Regions from separate parts of the Homo sapiens genome. Here region 2 is linked to region 1. A link is a contact called in ENCODE Hi-C or POLR2A ChIA-PET data. All regions are on one chromosome and are shown on one strand. Each heading gives the region's core, a stretch centred on a gene start or an enhancer-like site at or near the end of the contact. The rest is flanking DNA. Distances are from core to core; before and after follow the strand shown. Region 1 holds the start of MNX1 (motor neuron and pancreas homeobox 1). Region 2 holds the start of NOM1 (nucleolar protein with MIF4G domain 1).

The links. Hi-C counts contacts between places; a loop is a spot of excess contacts on that map. ChIA-PET counts read pairs that join two places held with the same protein, here RNA polymerase II (POLR2A). Pooled maps may share reads with other maps.
Region 2: a map of HCT116 shows a loop between it and region 1 (7-fold over the local background). The contact joins the promoter of NOM1 here to the promoter of MNX1 in region 1. A Hi-C loop is called at or near these places in 2 of 168 maps with a recorded cell type or tissue (HCT116 and HepG2), 20 of 37 single-sample maps with no recorded cell type and 11 of 50 pooled maps. POLR2A ChIA-PET finds 5 or more read pairs at or near these places in 8 of 52 experiments (H1, HEK293T, K562 and 5 more).

The regions. Positions count from the first base shown.
Region 1 is chr7:157,009,292-157,016,434 of GRCh38, reverse strand. MNX1 (motor neuron and pancreas homeobox 1) reads left to right here and starts at 5,772. Exons shown (of 3, transcript NM_005515.4): 1 at 5,772-6,775. The coding sequence starts at 6,085. It overlaps MNX1-AS1 (MNX1 antisense RNA 1 (head to head)), which reads right to left and starts at 5,578. Exons shown (of 2, transcript NR_038835.1): 1 at 5,128-5,578; 2 at 11-546. RefSeq lists silencers at 5,361-5,970, 6,481-6,550, 6,561-6,610.
Region 2 is chr7:156,945,146-156,952,288 of GRCh38, reverse strand. It overlaps NOM1 (nucleolar protein with MIF4G domain 1), which reads right to left and starts at 2,577. Exons shown (of 11, transcript NM_138400.2): 1 at 1,565-2,577. The coding sequence starts at 2,551. It overlaps LOC105375605 (a long non-coding RNA gene), which reads right to left. Exons shown (of 4, transcript XR_001745007.1): 4 at 6,505-7,143. RefSeq lists silencers at 2,157-2,206, 2,487-2,836 and an enhancer at 2,897-3,425.

The sequences.
Region 1 (7,143 bases), core at 4,523-7,022:
CATTCAAATGTCCCTGAGCCACATCTGTGTGTGTATTTGTGCTTCTTCCCTGTGTGTTTCACCCACCCAGCAGCCCGCAGGGCAGTAGTCACCATCCAGGCGCGATGGACGCCACCTTCTGTGACTCTGTCGAGTTGTATGTTGTCTGCGTTGTTCCCGGGTTGCAGAGCTGCCGGTATCTGTCAGTGTAACCCTCTCCTCCTCCCACTAGGGTGGGTGGGGGGAACAGGTGGGTTCTAAAGGAGTGCCTGGGCGCCCAGGCCAATGCTACCAGAAAGCAGTGTGGAGCCTTTGCAAAGAGTGTTGATTCCAAAACACATTTTCCGTGGAGGCTGGAGGCTGGGCTCTGGTAAAGCATGCAGGCAGTGCTCTCAGCCTCGCCATAAAGATCTCCTCTTTGCAAGACTCACGTAGCACTGTGGCCCGCAGGCTAGTGTCTATCTGGAGGGTAGTTCTGCTGCAGCATTCTGGGAAAAGTCCAGCTTATGCATGTGTTTGGTGGCTACCTTTTTTCTGCCAACAGTCTGCAGAGGGCCCTGCGTGAATCTGGAATAAAATAAAACAAAATAAAATGTTTGTAGCAAAGAGAAAAAGACTCCAGAGAAGGCTTTCATTTCTGTGGAGGGTTGTTATTCCCCCAAAACAATGAAAGGGGCTCAAAGGAGCCTCTCTTCCCTCCCAAGGTTTGTTTCTCTTTATGACACAAGAAGCTTCGAAGAGGCTGGAAAGGATTTCACCTTGTGTCAGAAGGAGACCTGGGCCAGAAGCTGAGCCCAGGGTGGCCAGGCCTGTCCCTTCCCTTCAGGGTCCAGGGAAGCTGGGAGGCTGCCCAAGGTCTGGAAGGAAGCAGAGATTTTTGTCTCTGGAGGAAATTTCCAAAAATAGAAGGCCCCTGGGTCACTGAATTTGACTAATTTAAATCCTGTGGCATCTCCCTAACTTCTCGCCAAGCCCCCCTGGTAGGGGCTGGTTGTTTGCAGCCAGGGCTGGGCTCAGAGGAGAGGGTCAAGCCAGTGACTTGGGGTGTTCTGGGGGGCTCACATTGCCAGTGCAGCCTGGGTGGTGCTGGCCATGCGAGAGGAGTCGGGGTGAGGGTGCCCTCTAAAATGGCAACAGGAAATCCAGGTTGCAGGGAGAGGCTGAGGAGGAGGGGCTGAGGGAGAAAACCCATAGAGCGGAGCACACAGCAGACCTGGGCCCACCTCAGGCCCCGCCTCGGTTTGAGGGTTTGAGCTGCAGGTCTTTGGGTTGCTAATCCTGAGCCTACCCTTTCCAGACTCCTTTAAGGCCCAGCTCCCAGGGGCCATAGAGGAGGTCAGCAGATCAAAGGACAGCATGAATGACTTGATGCCTTTGGCCCCCATTGCTCTGAAGGGGCTGGGGTTGGTGGGGGGACCTGAGCAGATGTCCCCAGCTCCGGTGAGCCTAGGCCCTCTCCACAGATTCTCCTTCCCTCTGAGCTCCAGGAAGGAGGTCGGAGCATCTCCCAGCAGTTCCTGCTCTGACCCTCTGGGCTCCCACTCCAGCCTAACTAAGCTACTTCCTGTGCCAGGGGCAAGTCCCATCTCAAACTCGTGCTTAGGTCCCTCCGGCCAGTTACACAGCATCTTCATGCCTGTTTCCTGAAGAAAGCCTTGACAGTTTACATTGAAACGGAACTGCATGAGTCCCCGAAGACCACATGGCTTCAGCAGGACAGGACTAATGTGCCTGGGCCCCTCTGCAGCCAAGTCCTCTCTGTTGGCCCTGGGCTTCAGTTTTGGAAATGCAAGATCTGCCCCCTGCTTCAGCCACCCAGTGCCCTTCCAGGCAACTGCTCCATTTCACATGGAAAAAAAGCAATATCTAAATGATAAATAAATGCATGATACCTGCCTCGCATCTTGTGAATATGTGAATGTACAGGTTTTTTCCCCAGTCCTCACGGGTTCCCAGTTGTGTGTGTAAGTCCAGATGTAAACAGACACAGACTACAACGGCGTTTTCTTTTGTGATGGTTTGTAGAAATCACCATCTCCTTCCCAAGTAGTGGAAGGAAGGGCAGCTGCAGGCACTCTTCAGTTCCTTAACAGGAGGCCTGTAGAAAGCAGGCTCCCGCGCTGGGCAGGGAGGAGCTGTGGTGGGGGCCAGCTGATTAGGGTGCACCAGGCCCTCTCTGCCTGTCTTGAGAAACCAAGAGCTCCAGGGAGAACTCTCCAGGGCTGAGTTCTGCCCCTGGGGCCGCTGGAGAGAAAACTCACCTGGAGACTCAGGTTTGGTAGCACTACTAGGATCAGACCTTTGATCTCTCTTTGTGGCCCTTCCCAAGACCCAAGCCCAGCTCCAGACTGCCCCAAAGCCAGCTGGGCTGGATCAATACAGATACTGGGAACAGGAAGAGACCCAGCAGGCTCCGCCTCACACATTGTAAACCACACAAAGATCCACACTTCCCAGATAGCTCCCTCTCTCCCCCACACCTGCCTCTCTCCATGCAGCTTTACAGAGAACCTCCTTTTTATATTAACATATTCTTAAATATAAGCAGAACATCTGATCATTTTAAGGCCCTATAGCTCCTTAGAGTCCATTTGGTCCAACCCCTGCTTCTGTAGACAAAGAAACAAATCCATCGAGATAAGGAGCTTCAGATTCCTGAAATGGCACCTCAGCCAGAGGGGCGGTCCGGACAGGACGCAGGGCTGCTAGGCTAGGCCTCCTCGGACAGCCTTGCACAGCCCCACAGGTGGTACAGACACCTGAAGGACCTGCACACGTGTTGTCCTGTCTGTGTTTTCAGGGAGGTGTCCTCAGCAGGTCTCAGGCAGAATAGAAACATGAGACAGGGTGTGAAGGGGTTTTGGACCATGGTTATTACAGAACAAAAAGGGGTGAAATTAATTCCTCTAGGAGTTAAAAAAAAAAGCCAGAAAACACCCACTGTGATTTTGTTGAAGGAGATGGCTGATGTCATGAGTCTAGACTACACACCCCATCACCAACTAAAATCACCCTGGCAGTGTGTATTTTTGGTTGGAGAGAGGAACAGCATCTTCTCCAAGGTCCATCCTGGGAGATTTCTTCTGCAGCCACTCCCTTCCCCCAGCTCCCTAAATCATTGACCTCAGGACCAAGCAATCTGCCCCCAGCAGATGGGGGTGATGAGAAGAGAAAGGCAAGTCAGCCTTGGTGCCAAACCCCTGGAGGAGGAGGCCAAGGCTGTGTTCTCTACCCTGGGGAGGCAGAGTCACAGCTAGGGCTTCCTGCCTGGGACAGGTGGCTAAGAATCTCTGGTCTCCTTTACAATCCTTCCCTCCCCAAAAAGAAACAGATGGGATGGGGACTCAGGGCTAGGTGTACCTGAAAGCTTTGAGGGCAGCAGGGTGGGAACAGTGTGGCCTCTGCAATCAGACCTGGTCCCACTCCCAGCTCTAAGGCCAAACTGTCTGCTGGGAACAAGGATCCCAAACTCTCTGAACTTGTACTCTAGAAAATGGAGATGATAGCCCGGGCACGGTCGCTCATGCCTGTAATCCCAGCACTTTGGGAGGCTGAAGTGGGTGGATCACCTGAGGTCGGGAGTTCGAGACCAGCCTGACCAACATGGTGAAACCCCATCTCTACTAAAAACACAAAAATTAGCCTGGCCTGGTGGCACATGCCTGTAATCTCAGCTATTGGGGAGGCTGAGGCAGAAGAATCGCTTGAACCTGGGAGATGGAGGTTGCAGTGAGCCATGATCATGGCATTGCACTCCAGCCCGGGCAACAAGAACAAAACTCCATCTCAAAAAAAAAAAAAAAAAGTGGGGGGCGCCTGGCGCGGTGGCTGACTCCTGTAATCCCAGCACTTTGGGAGGCCGAGGCGCGCGGATCAGGAGGTCAGGCGATCAAGACCATCCTCGCTAACACGGTGAAACCCCGTCTCTACCAAAAATACAAAAAAAAAAAAGAAAGAAAAGAAAATGGAGATACGGAGATGATAAAAATCTTCCTTCTAGTGTCATAGTGAAGATTACGGATGAGAATTGCAGAAAGCTCATAGCACATAGTAGGTGTTCAAGAAATGCGCGTGTTTCCCTCTCTCCAGTGAGAGGTAGAACTGCATTTGTGTCACCACAAAGACATCTAAAGGCACGACAAACTCCATGTGAATGCCTGGGATTTCTTTTTACCAGTGGTCGGCTCTGCAAAGCCAGATCACATTTACTCCAAGTTGCAGTTACTCATCCATTGCCATCCTCCTAACCTTCCAACCAGTCCTGTGCATCTGGGAACTACCCTGTGTTATAATGAAAACGATACCACTCATGGCAACAGAGTCACTGTCATCAACTCTCGCCTAGGTCAAAAGCCTTTTGAGGAGAAGTGGCAAGGTCTCTATATTTGCCTTTTTAAAAATCCCTCTTGTAGCAACCTGGCGTGCTAATTTTGAAGTTTACCTGGCACTGAGTTTCTCTTTGGCTCTCTCCCCTCTCCACAGCCCCTTCCGGTCCTTTATTCACCTCTCACCTGCATAGCAAGCCCTGGAACCTGGAACTCCCTCCCAGTTCTCACGCTTGCTGGGGAAGATAACTGGGTCTAATGGCGCTATTGACAAAGCCTGGTGTTGATGCCGCTTGACTTCCCGACCCCTGTGTGGATTCTTTCAGCTTCAAAAACGCCCTTGGAAGTGGTTTTACTGTAAATATTTGAAGTGTGCGTGTGGGGGAGGGGTGAGACCTGGATGCTCACTCCGTGCCTCGCTCACTCACGGGAAGCCCTTTCCTCTCCACTTCCCAGGAGGCCCCGGCAGCACGAGAGACATAGCCTTTCCCCGCTCCTGCCCGGGGACTGGCCGGGGGTCGCAGCGGCAGGGCTTCCGAAGGATGCCGGGCCCCACGGGTTTTTCAGGGCCGAGGTGTGTGGGCCTTGACTCCCGCAAGCCCATGGGCATCCCTCGGCAGCGAGGAAGAGCCTTGTCACCGAGGACCCGCTCCACTGAGCAGGCACGTGGGCGACGTCTGCAAGCCGACTTGGGTTCTGCAGGCCAGAGCGCCCAGATCTACCGTCTCCGCCTTGACTGGGGCAGGGGCTCCCAGAGAGGATTCGTGGAGGCCAAACTCACACTCACATGCGCGTTTACACCCCCACACCCCCGCACACACACCTGAAAATGCGGGGCCTTCCCATAGCAGATAAGGTTCGACCTGCAGAGCTTTGGCCACGGGGACAAAACCCTCCCCTGCTGCGCCCTGGAGGCCCGAGAGCAGGGAGGGCTTGGGAAACACCACGGTCTTCAGTGCGCTGCCGTCGCCTCGCAGAGCGGCCAGGTCTGCGCAGCGTGGGCGCTCAGGAGCGTGGAACCACCGCGCTCCGCAAGGCAGACGTGGACCCACTCCAGCGCCGACAAGGAGGCCGGAGAGGACGCGCGCAGCTGGCTCCAGGGACCAACCAAGTCCGGAGGGGCCCACGTGTCTCGGGAGCGGGTCTTGGGCCGCCGCGGGGCTCTCCAGGGGCCCGGGGGTTGCCAGTGCCCGCCGTCCGGCTCCGCACCCAGGGGAGGGCGGGCAGAGGCCCCAGGTTGAGCCTCGGAGTATCCACTCCCCGTTGGTGTCCCCGCCCGCCAGCGCCGCGCAACAGCCCGGGCTGCTTAGGACCTCGCGGCGCGGGGGCGGGGCGGCGGGCGGCCGGGACGGTGACAGGTGCGCCCCTCGGCCAATGGCGGAGCCCGCGGCCCTCCCCGGGCCCCCGCTGCGCGCGCCAATCGGAAGCCGCGCTGAGCTTCAAGTGCGCGGAGGGGCGCGGGTCCCCACCACGGCGGCAGCGGCCTCCGCGCGGTCGCCTGAGGGCTGCAGCGCAAAGAACCGGGCTCCCGGGCCCGGACGCGGGGAAGCACTCGCGTGGGAGTTTGTGCGAGCGCGGCCCGGGGCGGGGCCCGCACGGAGGAGGCGCCGGGACCATGGTCACCCTCGGCTGAGTTTCCGGCGGCGACTTTGATTATTGGCAAATAACCACCATAACAATACCGAGCCCCCGGGCTTGCACCGCACGCACTGACTCCGCGAGCCCGCACACGGCCGCGTCGCCCGCCACCGGGCCCTGAGCGCCAGCCCCAAACGAGCCGATGGAAAAATCCAAAAATTTCCGCATCGACGCCCTGCTGGCGGTGGACCCCCCACGAGCCGCCTCTGCGCAGAGCGCGCCGCTGGCCTTGGTCACGTCGCTCGCCGCCGCCGCATCTGGCACCGGAGGTGGCGGCGGCGGCGGCGGGGCGAGCGGCGGGACTAGCGGCAGCTGCAGCCCCGCGTCCTCGGAGCCGCCGGCTGCGCCCGCCGACCGCCTGCGCGCCGAGAGCCCGTCGCCGCCGCGCCTGCTGGCCGCGCACTGCGCGCTGCTGCCCAAGCCGGGCTTCCTGGGCGCGGGCGGCGGCGGCGGCGGCACGGGCGGCGGGCACGGGGGGCCCCACCACCACGCGCATCCGGGCGCAGCGGCCGCTGCCGCCGCCGCCGCCGCCGCCGCCGCCGCTGGGGGCCTGGCGCTGGGGCTGCACCCTGGGGGCGCGCAGGGCGGCGCGGGCCTCCCGGCGCAGGCGGCGCTCTACGGCCACCCGGTCTACGGCTACTCCGCGGCGGCGGCGGCGGCTGCGCTGGCGGGCCAGCACCCGGCGCTCTCCTACTCGTACCCGCAGGTGCAAGGCGCGCACCCCGCGCACCCCGCCGACCCCATCAAGCTGGGCGCCGGCACCTTCCAGCTGGACCAGTGGCTGCGCGCGTCCACCGCGGGCATGATCCTGCCTAAGATGCCCGACTTCAACTGTGAGTACCCTGCGGCCCCCGTGGATGCGCGTGGCGGGAGGGCCTCGCGCATCCTCCACCGGCACCGCCTGCCCCTCTCTGCGCTTGGCTCCCAGCGAGCGGGGGAAGAGCTGCGAAGCCGCCTCGGCTCTGCCCGGGGCCTGCGAGGACTCGCCCGGACCCCCAGGCATGAGACGGGCAGCGAATTATTAAAATGGCCATGCGCAGGCCTTGCCTTCTCTTCCTCTCTTAACGGGAAGGGGCAGTTGGAGGTGTGAGACTGAGATCTAATGATTAACCCGAAGGCTGCAGGAGAAGGAAGTCGCCGGGGGAAGGCGAGCCGAGAGCGCCCTGAATTAGGCAGGCCCGGGAATGGGGGTCAGGGCTTA
Region 2 (7,143 bases), core at 1,328-3,827, 61 kb after region 1:
GCTGTGCCTGTCACTATTCCCATTAATGCTATTAATAATACATTTCACCATCTCGTTTTCCCCTGTGTAGCTCTTCAGACCCAGCTGTGCACCTCTGGTATCTGCTCAACTCCAACAGAGCCCTATCTACTGCGCTTTTGCTCGGCCTTAACTTACTGCAGGCACAGTAGCATACAAGAACCTAAATTAAACAAACCGCTAATTTTGGAGGGAAAGTGTCCTAAAAACAATTTCAAACTTGTTTAAAAGTAATATCTAAGTTTATATGATAAAAATCAAAACCGGCCGGGCACGGTGGCTCATGTCGGTAATCCCAGCACTTTGGGACGCTGAGGCGGGCGGATCACGAGGTCAGGAGATCAAGACCATCCTGGCTAACACAGTGAAACCCCATCTCTACTGAAAATACAAAAAATTAGCCGGGCATGGTGGTGGGCGCCTGTAGTCCCAGCTACTTGGGAGATGAGGCAGGAGAATGGCATGAACCTGGGAGGCGGAGCTTGCAGTGGGCGGAGACTGCACCACTCTACTCCAGCCTAGACGACAGTGCAAGACTCAGTCTCAAAAAAAAAAAATCAAAACCAACTCACTGCTATTTCCTAAATTATCAAGGGGGGTGGTGGTGTTTGCAAATCATTAAGGACACAAACATTTGCAAGGCACGATCCTCACTGCTAGGTAGTTTAAACCTGGTTCAATAAAGAATATTTGTATACATAGAAGCTGAATATTTACATACATAGAACTAGTGCGATGTGGGGAGAAGGAAATGCAGGCAATTCCACACAGCTGCCTCCAACCATGAGCTACATGCAAAGGAACGCTGAGATAAAATATGCAAGATGACAGCCCATGAATGCCTTGATTGCTACGTCCTAGATTCTGAACTTTTTTTTTTCTTTGAAACAGAGTCTGGCTCTCTCGCCCAGGCTAGAGTGCAGTAGCGCGATCTCGGCTCAGTGCAACCTCTGCCTCCCTGGTTCAAGCCTCAGCTTCCCAAGTAGCTGGGATTACAGGCGCCTGCCACCACGCCCGGCTGTTTTTTGTATTTTTAGTAATGACGGGGTTTCACCACGTTAGCCAGGCTGGTCTCAAACACCTGACCTCAAATGATCTGCCCCGCCTCAGCCTTTATCTTTAATTCAATGTTGGACTTTATCTAAGGGAGTGCTGTAAATTAGCTTCGAGTTTTAGAAAATTCACTCTAAAAGTCGGGCACGGCAGATGTCCTCGGATACTCGAAAGAGGCCTTAACAGATGAGGTAGGGTTAACAGGTTTAGAGACCTGGGCTGGTAAACACAGAATGAAGATGCTGCACTGTGGAAATGGCCCTTAAGTCCCCGGGATAAAAATGTCTCTATATTGCTTTTCTCCTAAACTTTACATTATGAAAATTTAAAAACATGAAAGAAGACCGAATAGAGTAACGTACTCGATTTACTCACATTCAGCTGAAACCATTATCAAGACACCAAGTCTGTGTCATTTCTGCCTCACGCCCCATTCCCTGTCCCGTTATTTTGAAGGAAATCCCAGAGGGCCTAGAGAGTGTTCACACGATACCTTATCCGTTATGTCACCGTCCTCCGAGGAATTTTCACTCTTTTCTTCATCTTCTGCAAAACGGACTCTCTTCCCCCTCCTTTTCTCCTGCGCTCCCTTTTCCTTTTCTTCCCCCTGTTCCTCTTCTGTATCCTCGTCGTCGTCCTCGCTCTGCGCTTCTGCTTCCTGCGCCTTCTTTTCCTTTTCTACGTCTCCCTCCTCCTCCTCCTCACTTTCGTCCTGGGAGTCACTCTCTAAGTCACTTTCGGGGAGTGTCTGTCCGGCATCTTCCTCCTCCTCACCACTGCTGTCGTACAAGCCGCTATTTTTCCCAGACTCCAGGGCTCCCAGAATATAGTCAAGACCGTCGCGTGCAAAGCTCAGCGGCACGGAGCTGCTGCCGTCCTTCTTTTTGCGCTTGTTCAAACCGAGGCAACGCTCCAGCTTTCGGATCTCTCGGTCCTCCTCCTCGTTCGCCGCTAAAAGCGCCCGTTTCCGGGCAGCGGCGGTGGCGGCTGCGGAGGGTCTGGTCTTTGCGGTGGCGGCCGTGGCCTTGGCCTTGACCCGGGACGGCCGCGGCTTCCTGGGAGGCGAGGGGTCCCGACTAGGGGCTGGGCGGGCGCGCTCCTCCGTGTCCTGCCGGTGACCGCTGGCTTCTTCGGCTCCGCTTCGGCCTCCCAGGCCGGGACCCTGTTCGGGGCCCGCCGTCCTCTGCAGCCGGCGTGCTTTCCGCAGGTGCCGCTTCTCCTTCCTCAGTTCCTTACGGCTTTTTCTCCCTCCCGGGCGAAAGCTCACCGGGGCGCCGCGCCCCTCGCAACCCCCGGGAGCCTCGCCTTCCGAAGTCGCGTGCACGAACTCCTCCACCGCTAGCTTCAGCCTCTTCAGGGCCTTCTCCCCACCGCCAGCAGGACCGCGGCGCGGCCCGCGCCCGCCTCTGCGCTTCATGCGGACCACGCGTCCCTGGGAGCCGCCCGGGCCGGCCTCTCCCGCGCTCCTGGACGCCGCCATCTTTCGAAACGCGTGGACGCACGACTTCCGGCCGAGGCGGGACTTCCGGGGAAGAGGCGGCTGCGCGGGGCGGGCGGGCGGCGCCCCCTGCTGGCCGGAGGGCGACAGCGTGCAGAGCTGCGCGGAGCCGGGTGCGGGGGCAGCCGGGCAGGTGGCGCCCGGGGCAGGCGCGCCCGCGGGTGGGCGCCGCGTGGACGTCAGGCTCGCGATGAGCATGGAGGTGCCTTCACATTTAAAAGGGAAATCCGGCCGGGCGCGGTGGCTCACGCCTGTAATCCCAGCACTTTGGGAGGCCGAGACGGGTGGATCACCTGAAGTCAGGAGTTCGAGACCAGCCTGGCCAACCTGGTGAAACCCACCCACCCCCCTACAAAAATTAGCTGAGCGTGGGGGCACGCGCCTGTAATCCCAGCTACTCGGAGGCTGAGGCAGGAGAATCGCTTGAACCACGGAGGCGGAGGTTGCAGTGAGCCGAAATGGCGCCATTGCACTCCAGCCTGGGCGACAGAGCGAGACTCCAAAGGGAAATCCTCGCGTATGATGGAGGGGAGACTCCGCGCGGGTCGGCGCGGTGCCGGAGGTTGGCGGCGGCGACGACGCTGGGATGCGCGGGCCCCAGGTTCGTGTCCGCCCAGGACCCAGGAATGCGACCTTATTTGGAAATAGGGCCTTTGCAGATGTGGTCGAGAGGAGCCCTCGTGGGTTAGGACTGGCCCCAGAGCCAGCGTTCTCCTGAGAAGCAGGCTCTGGATACGGACCAGGGAGACGCCTGTGGCCCCCAGGCGGCCGAGGACCCCTGAGGAGCCGGCCCTGCCCAGGCTGGGTTTGGACGCTGGGCCCCGAGGGCAGAGCGTTTGAGGTTCCTCTTTACTGGGTAACTTGAACCGGGAAGCGAACGCAGAGGCCGCGCAGTTTGCGTCTGGATTTTTGGGAAGCCCGGAGGCGCAGGAGCAGCCTCGCCTAGCAGTGAGCTGGGGGAAGACGGGGCTGCTGCTGTGGGGTTCTCGGCCTGACCAGGGGCCGCTTCTCTTCCCGGACAGCTTCAGAAGCTTCATTTCCACAGAGTTCCCACCCTTGACTTAATTTAATTTAATTTAATTTTTTTTCTTTTTTTTTTCTTGAGACCGAGTCTCACTCTGTTGCCCAGGCCGGAGTGCAATGGCGGACCAAAGTGCTGGGATTACAGGCAAGCCACCGCGCCCGGCCCGTCCTTGACTTTAAAATGATTTAATTTTTGTCAACTTGTCAGCTCAAAATGGCATCTTGTCATTTAGTTCCTGATGAGAGTGGGTGTCTTTGTTCACTGGCCATTTGTATTTCCTCCTCTGTTTATGGCCTTTGTCCATTTTCCTTATAGGTTTTACGAATTTTTTTAAATATAAAATTTATTTAATATAAATTTAAAGTAGAGACAGGGTCTCCCTGTGTTGTCCAGGCAGGTCTCAAACTCCTAAGCTCAAATCCTAAAGTATTGGGATTACAGGTGTGAGCCACCACACCCGGCAAGGAATTCTTTACAAATAAAAAATTTTGAATAATCCTCTGTATCTCCTATGTGCAAATATTTTCCTCTCTCAAATATTTAAGGTACTTTAAAAAAATAAGTAATTTAATTTTTAATAAGCAATATACTCTATGTACAGGGTCCAAAATTCAAAAGGTACAAAAAGATATAAATGAAAAGGTCAATTTCTGTGCTGTGCCTGTCCACAAGCCACCCAGTTCTCCTTCCATGAAGCAGCAATATATCATTCTGAAGTGATCTTCCCAATAGATTCTATACTCAATGAAGCATAAATAGGTGTGTGTGCTGTGTCTCATGAGTGCTAGTTTACAAAACACTGTTCCACATCTTGCTTTTTTCATTTAACAATGTATCTTGTAGACCATCCTGCAGCAGAGGGAGGGACCAATGGACCTTCCCTGCCACCATCATAGCTGCCTGGATTATTGCAAAGGCCTCTGTCTGGTCTCTCCACTTTCATCCCCTCAACCCTTCAGTCTGCTCTCCACATAGCAGCCAAAGGCATGCTTTTAAAATATGAAAATAGGACCACGTGGCTGCGTGCCAGCTCACTCTCCAGGAACGCTGGAGGTCCTGCTGGATCTGCCCTCACCTCATCTCCTGACCCTGTCTCCCCTCTCTCCCGCCGCTTCCCGCCGCTTCCCCCCGCTCCAGCGCAGGCACAGGCTCCTGGTCCTTTCTGATCCCAGCCTTTGCTCAAAAGTCTCAGCGAGTCCATCCTGACAACCCTGTTTGAGGCTGCAGCAGCCTCAAAATCCTGTTTCCTGTCATCCTATTTCCTTGGCACTTCCCTCCCCATTTGACTTATGTGTTTGTTGTCTCCTTCTCACCAGGGCATGACTTCTGGTCTGTGGATTTGTCCCCAGGGTTAGTGGCACTCGGTAAATAGACATGAATGAATGGATGCTTTGTTATTTTTTATTGGCTGCAAAGTCAGTGATGGAGAGGCCGTCCATCATTTAGTGACACAGCCCCTGCTGATAGTTTTTATTCCCACACATTCATACTAAAAATGATGCTACAATGAATAGCTTTCCACACACAGCATTTCATGTGAGAGTACAGTTTAAGGGATATATTCTTAGAAGTGTGTGAATTCTGAAATTGATGGTGTGTATTTTGTAAATTTGATAAATATTGCTTAAGGACCATCCATGGAAGTTGCATCAATGAATGAAAGTTATGAAACTTATCTTTGCCAATTTGATGGAAGAAAAAAATCTCATTAAGTTGAATTTGCATGTTCCTCAGTAAAAGTGGAGCTGACCATCCTTCATATGCTTATGAGCCATTTCCATTTCATTTCTGCAAAATTGCGATTCATATCCTTTGCCCATTTTTCTATGGTTTATGACAGTCTTTTCTTACAGAAGCTCTTTACATATTAAGGAAATTGGCTCTTGTTCATGACATGTTGCAAATATGTATTTTTCTCTAGTTGACTAGTTTCATTTTTATTTTTTTGCCATGGACGATTAAAATTTCTTTTGCATTGTTAAAATTATCAGTCTTTATGACTTCTAAAGTTTTGTATTATACTTTGAAAGCTCTTCCCCACTCAAGGATTTTTTTTTAAAGATTCCCCCCCTTCCTTTTAGAGATGAAGTTCTCTCGATGTTGCCCAGGCTGGAATGCAGTGGCTCTTCACAGGCAGGATCATAGCTTACCATGGCCTCAAACTCCTGGGCTCCAGTGATCCTCCCACTTCAGCCATCCTGCCCAGCTATTTTTATTTTTGTTTTTTAAGGGATGCTATGTTGCCTAGACTGGTCTCAAACTCCTGGCCTCAAGTGATCTTCCCGCCTCAGCCTCCTGAGTATCTGAGATTACAGTCACGAGCCACCATACCTGGCTCCTAAAATACTTAATCTTTGACCAATGTATTTTTTATTTTGATGTATAAAACAAGGTAAGACCAACCTATTTTTTCCCCAGAAAATGCCAATGCCAGTACATTTTAATGAAAAATCTACCTTTTCTCCACCAATTTGAAACACCATCTTGATAATACAGCAGTTTTTAAAATGTATTTGAGCCTATCTCTGGGCTCTCTTTTTCCTAATCTTCCAGCATGTGTATGCCTCGGTGCTCTACTGCTTTAACTATTATGGCTCTATAACGTAGTTTAATATCAGTCTTCTCATTCCTTGTTACTCTTCATTTTCGTAATTGTTTTCTTTAGTGCTTTTGTTTTAAAAAAAACTTTATCTTTATTTTTATATATTTTTTGGAGACAGGGCCTTGCTCTGTTGCCCAGGCTGGAGTGCCATGGCATGATCATAGCTCACTGCAGCCTCGCCCTTCTGGGCTCGAGTGATGCTCCCTTCTCAACTTCCCAAGTAGCTGGGACTACAGGTGCATGCCACCATGCCTGGCTAATTTATTTTATTTTATTTTTTTAGTATAGAGGAGTTCTTGCTATGTTGCCCAGGCTGGTTTCAAACTCCTAAGTGCAAATGGTCCTCCTGCCTCAGCCTCCCAAAGTACAGTGATTACCAGTGACAGCCATTGCACCCAACTTAAAAAGCGAACTTTAGAATTAACGATCATCCATGAAAAATGCTGTTGGTATTTTAACCGGGGTTGTGTTTAATTTGTAGACTAAACTGAGATGAGGTCTGAACTGGTGGAAAGATGAATAGAATATTTATGATGTTAAATCTTCCTCTCTAAGGACAGTATATACCTTCCATTCATTCAGACAGTCTGTGTTCTCTTCATATAGGTTGTGCATACGTTTCTTGCAGAATTTATTCTTAAGTGTCTTATCACTCTGTTTTTGTCAATGGGATCATTACATCTTCTAACATGTATGAAGAGTGTGTGCTCATCCAAAAATCTGGGCCTCTGTTATTAGAGAACATGAAAAGAACAGATATTGGGGACAATCAGCTTTCCCTGTCCCAACCTTCTCCTTTCCAACTTTTATCTGTCTCGTTTTTCTCCGAATTGCCTCGCTAACTCCTGCAGCACAAGTGTCCTGGTGCCCTGGGCTCCCTGTCTTGGAGGAGGAGGAGGGGGAGGGGCGTGTCCTGGAAAAGGCGGGGGATGGGGGGACCCTGACTCA